Linked DNA regions of Homo sapiens: region 1 is linked to region 2. The links are chromatin contacts, found by Hi-C or POLR2A ChIA-PET in ENCODE. All regions are on one chromosome and are shown on one strand. The core of a region is the stretch at or near the end of the contact, and the rest is flanking DNA. Distances in the headings are between cores, read along the strand shown. Region 1 holds the start of CARMIL1 (capping protein regulator and myosin 1 linker 1). Region 2 holds the start of GMNN (geminin DNA replication inhibitor).

Evidence for each region. A loop is a pair of places that touch in the nucleus more often than their neighbours do. ChIA-PET counts read pairs that join two places held with the same protein, here RNA polymerase II (POLR2A). Pooled maps may share reads with other maps.
Region 1: a pooled map shows a loop between it and region 2 (9-fold over the local background). The contact joins the promoter of CARMIL1 here to the promoter of GMNN in region 2. A Hi-C loop is called at or near these places in 5 of 50 pooled maps. POLR2A ChIA-PET finds 5 or more read pairs at or near these places in 2 of 52 experiments (H1 and activated naive CD4-positive, alpha-beta T cell).

What each region holds. Positions count from the first base shown.
Region 1 is chr6:25,277,565-25,281,272 of GRCh38, reverse strand. It overlaps CARMIL1 (capping protein regulator and myosin 1 linker 1), which reads right to left and starts at 1,899. Exons shown (of 37, transcript NM_017640.6): 1 at 1,438-1,899. The coding sequence starts at 1,477. RefSeq lists a silencer at 1,702-2,171.
Region 2 is chr6:24,773,045-24,776,809 of GRCh38, reverse strand. It overlaps GMNN (geminin DNA replication inhibitor), which reads right to left and starts at 1,873. Exons shown (of 7, transcript NM_015895.5): 1 at 1,566-1,873. RefSeq lists an enhancer at 879-958.

The DNA.
Region 1 (3,708 bases), core at 650-3,149, 500 kb before region 2:
CAGCCTCCCAGAACCGGATGTGTCACTCACTCCAGCAAAAGATGCAGACTCCACAGGGTTGGGGAGAGAGAAGAGGATCTGCTGGGATCATGATGAGAGGTGCGTGTGTGTGTGTGTGTGTGTGTGTGTGTGTGTGCGCGCGCGCACACGCGCGTGCGTCTGTGAATAATTTCATACTGTAAATTCTGGTAAAAGATCAGGTTTGTCTGTAATTCAGCAGAAGTAGGGGCTTCCATACAAACCTAGCAACAGCCTCTCTACATCAAGTTTTACCTGCTGAGTTAACAGTCACCAACGGAAGGGCATACACAAATTCCTCCAAAGTATTATTAGCTAAAAGAAACAACAGAGGGGCAAATTCCACACATGGAGATCAACGGGTGCTCAGAACTTCCTCTTGTTGTCAGCGCCGATTAAACATCATCTTTGTGAGCTGTAGGCTGTGTAGTGTGCCAAGAATGGTACAGGAGGGAATATAGGTCACTAGGGCTCAAAACACATCTGTACACAGACGCACATACCTTGTTACAGTATAACATGCTACACACATATACATGCTTAAACGCTAGGTTTTCAGAACACTCTCCCATCCTATTTCAGCTCTGCCATTTTAACCCTCCAGATAATTAAGTTAAACCCCAAGACTTAACCAGCCCCGCCCCCACCACCACCAAAAAAAAAAAAACCTCAAGGTACTCAAACAATGGGTCACCTTGCACAGCGTAACACACACGGGTTCCCTAAGAGATCCCCTATAGGGAGAATCGGTAGGTTAATCATTATTAAAATAAGGCTTTTATCATTAACCCTCTATTTCCTGGCCTGAGTCTGCGTCAGCCCTGTAACCCTTTCGCTCCCAGCTGGCTACACCAAGCCACACCTTGCCAAGCCCAGTCATTTTACCAGACTAGCGCCCACTCCCCCAAGTCTGCGTGTCAGAAGATCACCTCCCGCGGGGCATTTTCAGGAAAGCGCCTGACACGTGCCGGAGACGACCTACTGTGCGCTCGCCACCTGTCCTTCCAATAGGCTTTCCCGGACTTTCCCGAGTTTGGGGCAGTGGGCTGGGAGCTGTAAAGGGCTCCCCTCGCTTGCAGAACTCCCAAGTCTAAGATGGCCCGCCCCCTTCTTTCGCCAACCTGGATCCCCGCTTCCGGGCAAGAGGAGGTGCCCAGGGCTCACAGTCGAGACCCTCCTCCCACCCACCTCCCGAGGACTCCCGATTCCTCCCCGAAGCCTTCCCTCTCTGCACTTGGCTCTACAGGCGGTCGGATGGGAACAAACTTCCCGGCACCCCCAGTGACCCTGCCCAACACCACTCTGCCCTAAGGGGCGCCAAGACTTCTCGAGACCTGCGGGAAAGCAGAGGTGGGAAGGGAGAGAGAGGTGAGGAGTACGCAGAGGAAGGTGGAAAACCAACAACCGCGTGAATCTTACCTATCAACTCCCTGGGAACGTCAGAGCTCTCCTCGGTCATGGTTGCCCTGTAGGTGTGGGGGTTATTGCAGGTCCAACTCTGATTTATGGCCCCCTGCCCTTCCCCGAACTCCTCAATTTTTTTAGAGAGGCAGATGCAGCTTGCAAATGGAAGTGGGCAAGAAAAGGGGGGGCGGAGACAGAATTTTGCCGCGCGCCCCCCGCCCCACCAAAAAAAAAAAAAAGAGTTGCAAATGCGAGGCGGATTTGCTGCTGCTGCTACATGACGCCTCCTCGCAGTTCCCGGCGGCTGAATAAGGAGCGGACCGGATTACAAGCGGGCGCGGGGCGCGGGGCGGCTGTGGCGCCTGCTCCTCCTCCCGGCTCGCTGGTCCCCGGCGGGGCTTGGGCCGGCGTAGCTCCCGCCCAGCCTCCGCGCCGCACCTACAGCCCTAGGTGAAAGCGGAAGGCGTGGGAGAGGGCGGGGAGAGCGGCGCGGGGCGGGGGGAGTAGGTTTTCCTCGCGCTCCTGCCGGGCTCCGGCTGGGCGGGGGCAGCTCCGGCCCTCCTCCTTCTCCTCCTTCTCCTTCTCCTCTTCCTCCTGCGTTTCCTCCTCACCTCGCGAGAGCCGGCCTCCGCACCGGTGCGAGGCCGGCCTCCGGTGCCCGAGCGCTGGGTCCCCGGCGTAGGTCGCACCCCCAGGAGAGACGCTGTGCGGTGCTGCGGTGGCGGCGGCGGGCACCGCGCCCCTCCTCGCAGCCTCCCTCCCAAACCGCAAAAGCCCTGCGTCTGGAGAGGGGGCGAGCGGGCTCGCGAGAGAGCCCGGGAGCCATCTGCTGGCTGCGAGGGAGGAGAGCCGGGTGAGCCGGGCTTTCCATTTCCTTGTCCCCACTCCGGGCGGGCCAGGGGACCCAGAAGACGGGAGACGGCAGATTCTGCAGACCCGTCTACACGGAAGCTGGTTCTTTTTGGGACCCTCTTACGCACTTTTTCTTTTTCAACCCTCCCGGTGACATGTCACTTCATCATCGCTATTCTTCATTTCTGATGAGCTAGACGAAACCTGTGAACACTAATCATACCGTGAGAAGACACTTGTGTGTGTGCGTTCAGCTGGTGCTCTGCAGCCGCAGTTCGCTATCTCAGACATTCCCGTTGAGAGCGCCTTGGAAAATGCCTTTCACTCGGAAAAGTCTCTTTTATCCTCGGGGCATATTCAGGAAGCTGAGCTTTAATCACTGGAGCCTATGTAAGCCTGCGGATAGGTCTGATCCTACCTGGGCCCAAACTCCCTATGACTTCCCTGAGCTCCATCCCCAGAGGTTCAACTTCAGGGCCAAGAATACTTTGTGCCTCAATCGCTGCTTTTTAGCCTAGGGCTGGGAATGTCCCAGACTGTCTAATCAGGTTCTGCTTTTAAAGGACAGAAAAGGAGGAAAGGAAAGGGAATCCATGCACTTGGCAATCTAATTTTAAACACTGCTGTTGACCTTGGACCCCTTAGAATCATCTTCAGCCCCACAGCCAGGCCTTACCACTAAGGATTTGCCAACCTGGCCCCTTCCCACCCTCCTTAACCTCTCCCACTCCCTTCTCTATTACAACCAGACTCACTGTTTGCTTCCTCCTTCCTCTTAAGGTTATCTGATTCTTATCTATGTTTTCAAACCCATCCCAATGGTCTACCTTCTTTGTGAATATTTTCCAGGGATTTTCAGATTACTGTGATCCCTAAGCCTCTACAATATGTATTGCCTGAAACACTTTTCTAAACCCAACCATATGGTGTCGTGTTTCATTGCTTGTGTATTTGTCTGGTTTTACTATCTAACTCTTGCATTGTCCCCTGAGTTTGGATTTTTTCTGCCCAACTAGACTGTAGGTGAGTTGAAAGTGGGAATTTATCTTAGACTTTTGAACTTCTTCAACAGCCTAGTTCAAAATAGGTGTTCAATAAACATTTGTTAACTGATTTTAGAGCTTTGGACCTCAGGCCTCCAACCATTTGTTTCAAAAGTGGGCAATTTCTTTAAGCTAGACATTTCCTTAATGCATTAAATATATTTTTTCTGCAGTAAATGGAAATTAACATCTCAAACTGTCTTTCATTCAACCTGGTGTGTTAAAGAGGACTTTTCTGGCACATACCAATGAAGTTTCAGAAATGCCCTGAAGTTTCCAAACCATGTGATAACTTGTGAAAATAAGAACAAAAGTTTGTCTTTTTTTTTTTTTTCCTGTGGCCTGGGTGATGGAAAGAATAAAGGGAAGGCTGTATGGCAGTTCTGTAATT
Region 2 (3,765 bases), core at 624-3,123:
AACTTAACACAGACTTAATATCTGGTCAAATGAGATCATGCATTTACATTTGTAGGAAATGTTTAACCAGTAACATGAACTGAAGGACTAACAAGCAAGAAAGAGGGAAAAGGTAGAAAGGGATCTATGTAATGCGGTTGACTAGACCACTGGGCCAAACTCAGCATCTGAACTGCTGCTCCACTGCCCACTGCCCACTGCCCACTACCCATTGGCCCCTGCCGTGTCTGCGCCTGTGCCTCGTCGATAGATGTCCCTAATTTTTGTGGCCATGCCTTTACTCAGTGCAGTGGCTTCTAACATTAATACATTTTACCTTGTGTCCTGGCGCGTGCACACACATGTGCAAACAAAAAAGCTTAGGAAAGGCCGGGCGTGGTGGCTCACATCTGTAATCCCAGCACTTTGGGAGGTCGAGGCAGGCGGATCACCTGCATGATCACCAAAGTGCTGGAAGGTCGAGGCAAGCGGATCACCTGAGGTCAGAAGTTCGAAACCAGCCTGGCCAATATGGTGAAACTCCATCTCTACCAAAAATACAAAAATTAGCCGGACGTGGTGGTGCTCGTCTGTAGTCCCAGCTACTCGGGAGGCTGAGGCAGGAGTATCGCTTGAACCCGACAGGTGGAGGTGGCAGTGAGCCGAGATCCTGCCACTGCACTCCAGCCTGGGCAACAGAGCGAGACTCCGTCTCAAAAAAAAAAAAAGCTTAGAAAACAAAACAATCTAATTTGTGCGGGCATCCTGCTATTTTCTACTCTATTTCATGTTAAGAAAATGGTGTTCGGGCCCCAGTAAACAGACCCTACGCAATGTTCTTCAAACTGCGGGTCGCGGGCCGTGATCTCGAAATTAGTGAGTCATGAGCAACACTGCTTAGAAAAATGCAACTGAACAGAATGGAATTGAAGAGACGAGAAACATTGCTTCCATCACGTCTCATTTGGTTAGATAGCTGTGTCCTAGGTTGCGACGTAAAACGTACCTTAGTGTGAAAAAAGCTGAAAGCCACTTAGCATTCTAATCCTTCACAAGTTTCCCACGCCTGTCAGCGACCTTGCAACCCTTACTTGTTATTCTCCAGTTCCTTTAATAGCTAGATTAAAAACCCTGGCACAGGACAGGGTCCATGCGAAACCCGTATCAACAACGCCAGTATCCGTTTAATGGGAGACGCAGAATTCAGCCACCTCTTTCCATGAGCCAAATTTGCAGATCCCTCAGATCAGGACCAGCCACTTAACTGCCAAGAGGATGGATGCTTCGCCTCATCCCCACAGCTGGCAAGCCCAGGCTGAGTCCCTTACCCGCGTTGCAGTCCCCAAGCCCGGACCCAGCCAACTTGTCCCGGAGGCCCAGCGCCAGGCTAGGGGGCGGGCAGTGTGGCCCCGCGCGTCCGAGCCTACCAACCGCGGCGCGCGCCTCGGGAACTGCGCCAGCCAGCCAATAGGAAGCGCGGAAGTGAGAGCGCGCCAAAACCGACCCAGCCAATGGGGCAGTCCCTCGACTCACCTCCCAACCCCGCCCCGGCTCCCGCGACCGTTCAACAACCCCTTCGCCCTTACCCAGGCCGCGGCCCTGCAGCTGTCAAAGTAGGACGCGGCTTCAGAGGTTGGCCGGAGGGAAAGCGAGTCGTCTAGAGGCTGTGCGCCTTGCGCCCCTGCGTACCCACTTCCTGCCGCCTCTTGCCCACTTACTGGGTGGAGACGCTCAATCCTCGTAGCGAACGCACGTAGCTATGGCTGCAGCACCTCGCAAAAGGCCACAGCTCACCTACGCTGATCCCCACGGTCGCTGGAGTGCCCGGCGCGCTCTGCAGTAAAGCCCTGCTAACTCCGCTCGCCCGCTCCGAACAACCACGTGACCAACTGACGCAGACGAGGGGCGGGGCCTCTGGATCCCGCGAATCGCCTCTTCCCTCGGCCCCGCCCCTTCCTGCGCCTGCGCGGTCAACGGTAGCGAGTACTTGAGGACCGTGGGGGTTTTCTGCGGGCTGGGAGGCCTGTGCCCTTTGACCCTCCCCTCCGACCCTGCTCTTGGAACTTCCTTAAAATGCAAAGTTTTAGCCCTTTACGAAAGGGAGAAAGATTTGCCTCCATTAGTCGTTAGCACCAGAAGAACAAAATATTGTATGTGCATATATATTAATATGTAGTACACGACATATATTTGTGTAAAGCCCTGGCTCCACGGACTCGTAGTTGTATTAGGGGCTTTTATATTTTGGCTTTTTGTGTTTTGACTATGGTGTGGTGCGGTAGGAATTGTTCAGGAGACAACCGATTATCAGTTAATCCTGCAGCTATTCATTGAGCGCCTTATACGTGCCAATTACTACTGTTCTAGGCACTGAAATTACAACTGCTGTTGCAATTTGAAGGAGCAGAAACACCTTGGTAATAATTACGTCTAGCCTTTTCCTTCTTTTTTTTTTTTTTAATTGAAACGGAGTCTCGCTCTGTCACCCAGGCTGGAGTGCAGTGGCGCGATCTCGGCTCACTGCAAGCTCCGCCTCCCGGGTTCAAGCGATTCTCCTGCCTCAGCCTCCCGAGTAGCTGGGACTACAGACAAAGGGAGACCCTGTCTCAAAAAAAAATTAATTTTAAAATATTTTAAAAATAAAAAGCAGAAGGAAGGCGTTATCGAGTACAAATAAGGGACATATTACCAAATGCAATGTATGGATCTCGTCTGAACTAAACACTGTATTTAAAAAAATACCCAAGGGAAATTTGAACACTGACTGAATATTTTGGGATGGTAAGATATGAGTTGTTTAAGGTTACCTGATGAGCAATGGGTTAAAAAAAGAGATTAGTTGTAATGACAATATTGTGGGTTTTATTGTAATAGCTTCTACCTATAAATGGTAATTACAGATGAAATTTTATACCATATATTTTATTTGAAATAATTATTGAGAGAAGCAAGGGAAAAGGTATAAATCAAGCTTTCTCAGTATGGGCTCTATTGACATTTTAGACTGGGCAAATTGTTCGTGGTGGGGGCTGTCCTGGGCATTGTATGCTGTTTAGCAGTATCCCTGGCCTCTACCCTCTAGCTACCAGGAGTACATCCCAATTGTGAAGACCAAAAATGTCTGCAGACCTTGTCAGATAACCTTCCGCAGGGCAAAATCATCCCCAGTTGAGAACCACTGGTGCGAATAAAACAGTATTGGCCTTGTGTTGATAACTGCTGAGGCTAGTATGGATGAGTACATGAAGATTTTTTATTCACTCCCTCTACTTTTATATCTGTTTGGGATTTTCAATAATAATTTTTTTTTTTGAGACGGAGTCTTGCACTGTCACCAGGGCTGGAGTGCAATGGTGCAACCTCGGCTTACTGCAACCTCTGCCCCCCCCGGGTTCAAGCGATTCTCCTGCCTCAGCCTCCCAAGTAGCTGGGATTACAGGTGCCCGCCACCACACCCAGCTAATTTTTTGTAGTTTTAGTAGAGACAGGGTTTCACTATGTTGGCCAGGCTGGTCTTGAACTCCTGATCGTGTGATCTGCCCACCTTGGCCTCCCAAAGTGCTGGGATTACAGGCGTGAACCACTGCACCTGGCCAATAATAAAATTTTTAAAATATTAATTTAAAAAGGATTAAATGATGGGATAAGGAGGTAGAAATACTGGAAAATGTTTAGCCATAAAAATTTCAGCAACCACTAGGCACCATGGCTCATGCCTGTAATCCCAGCACTTTGGGAGGCTGAGGCTGGCGGATCACCCTGAGGTCAGGAGTTCAAGACCAACCT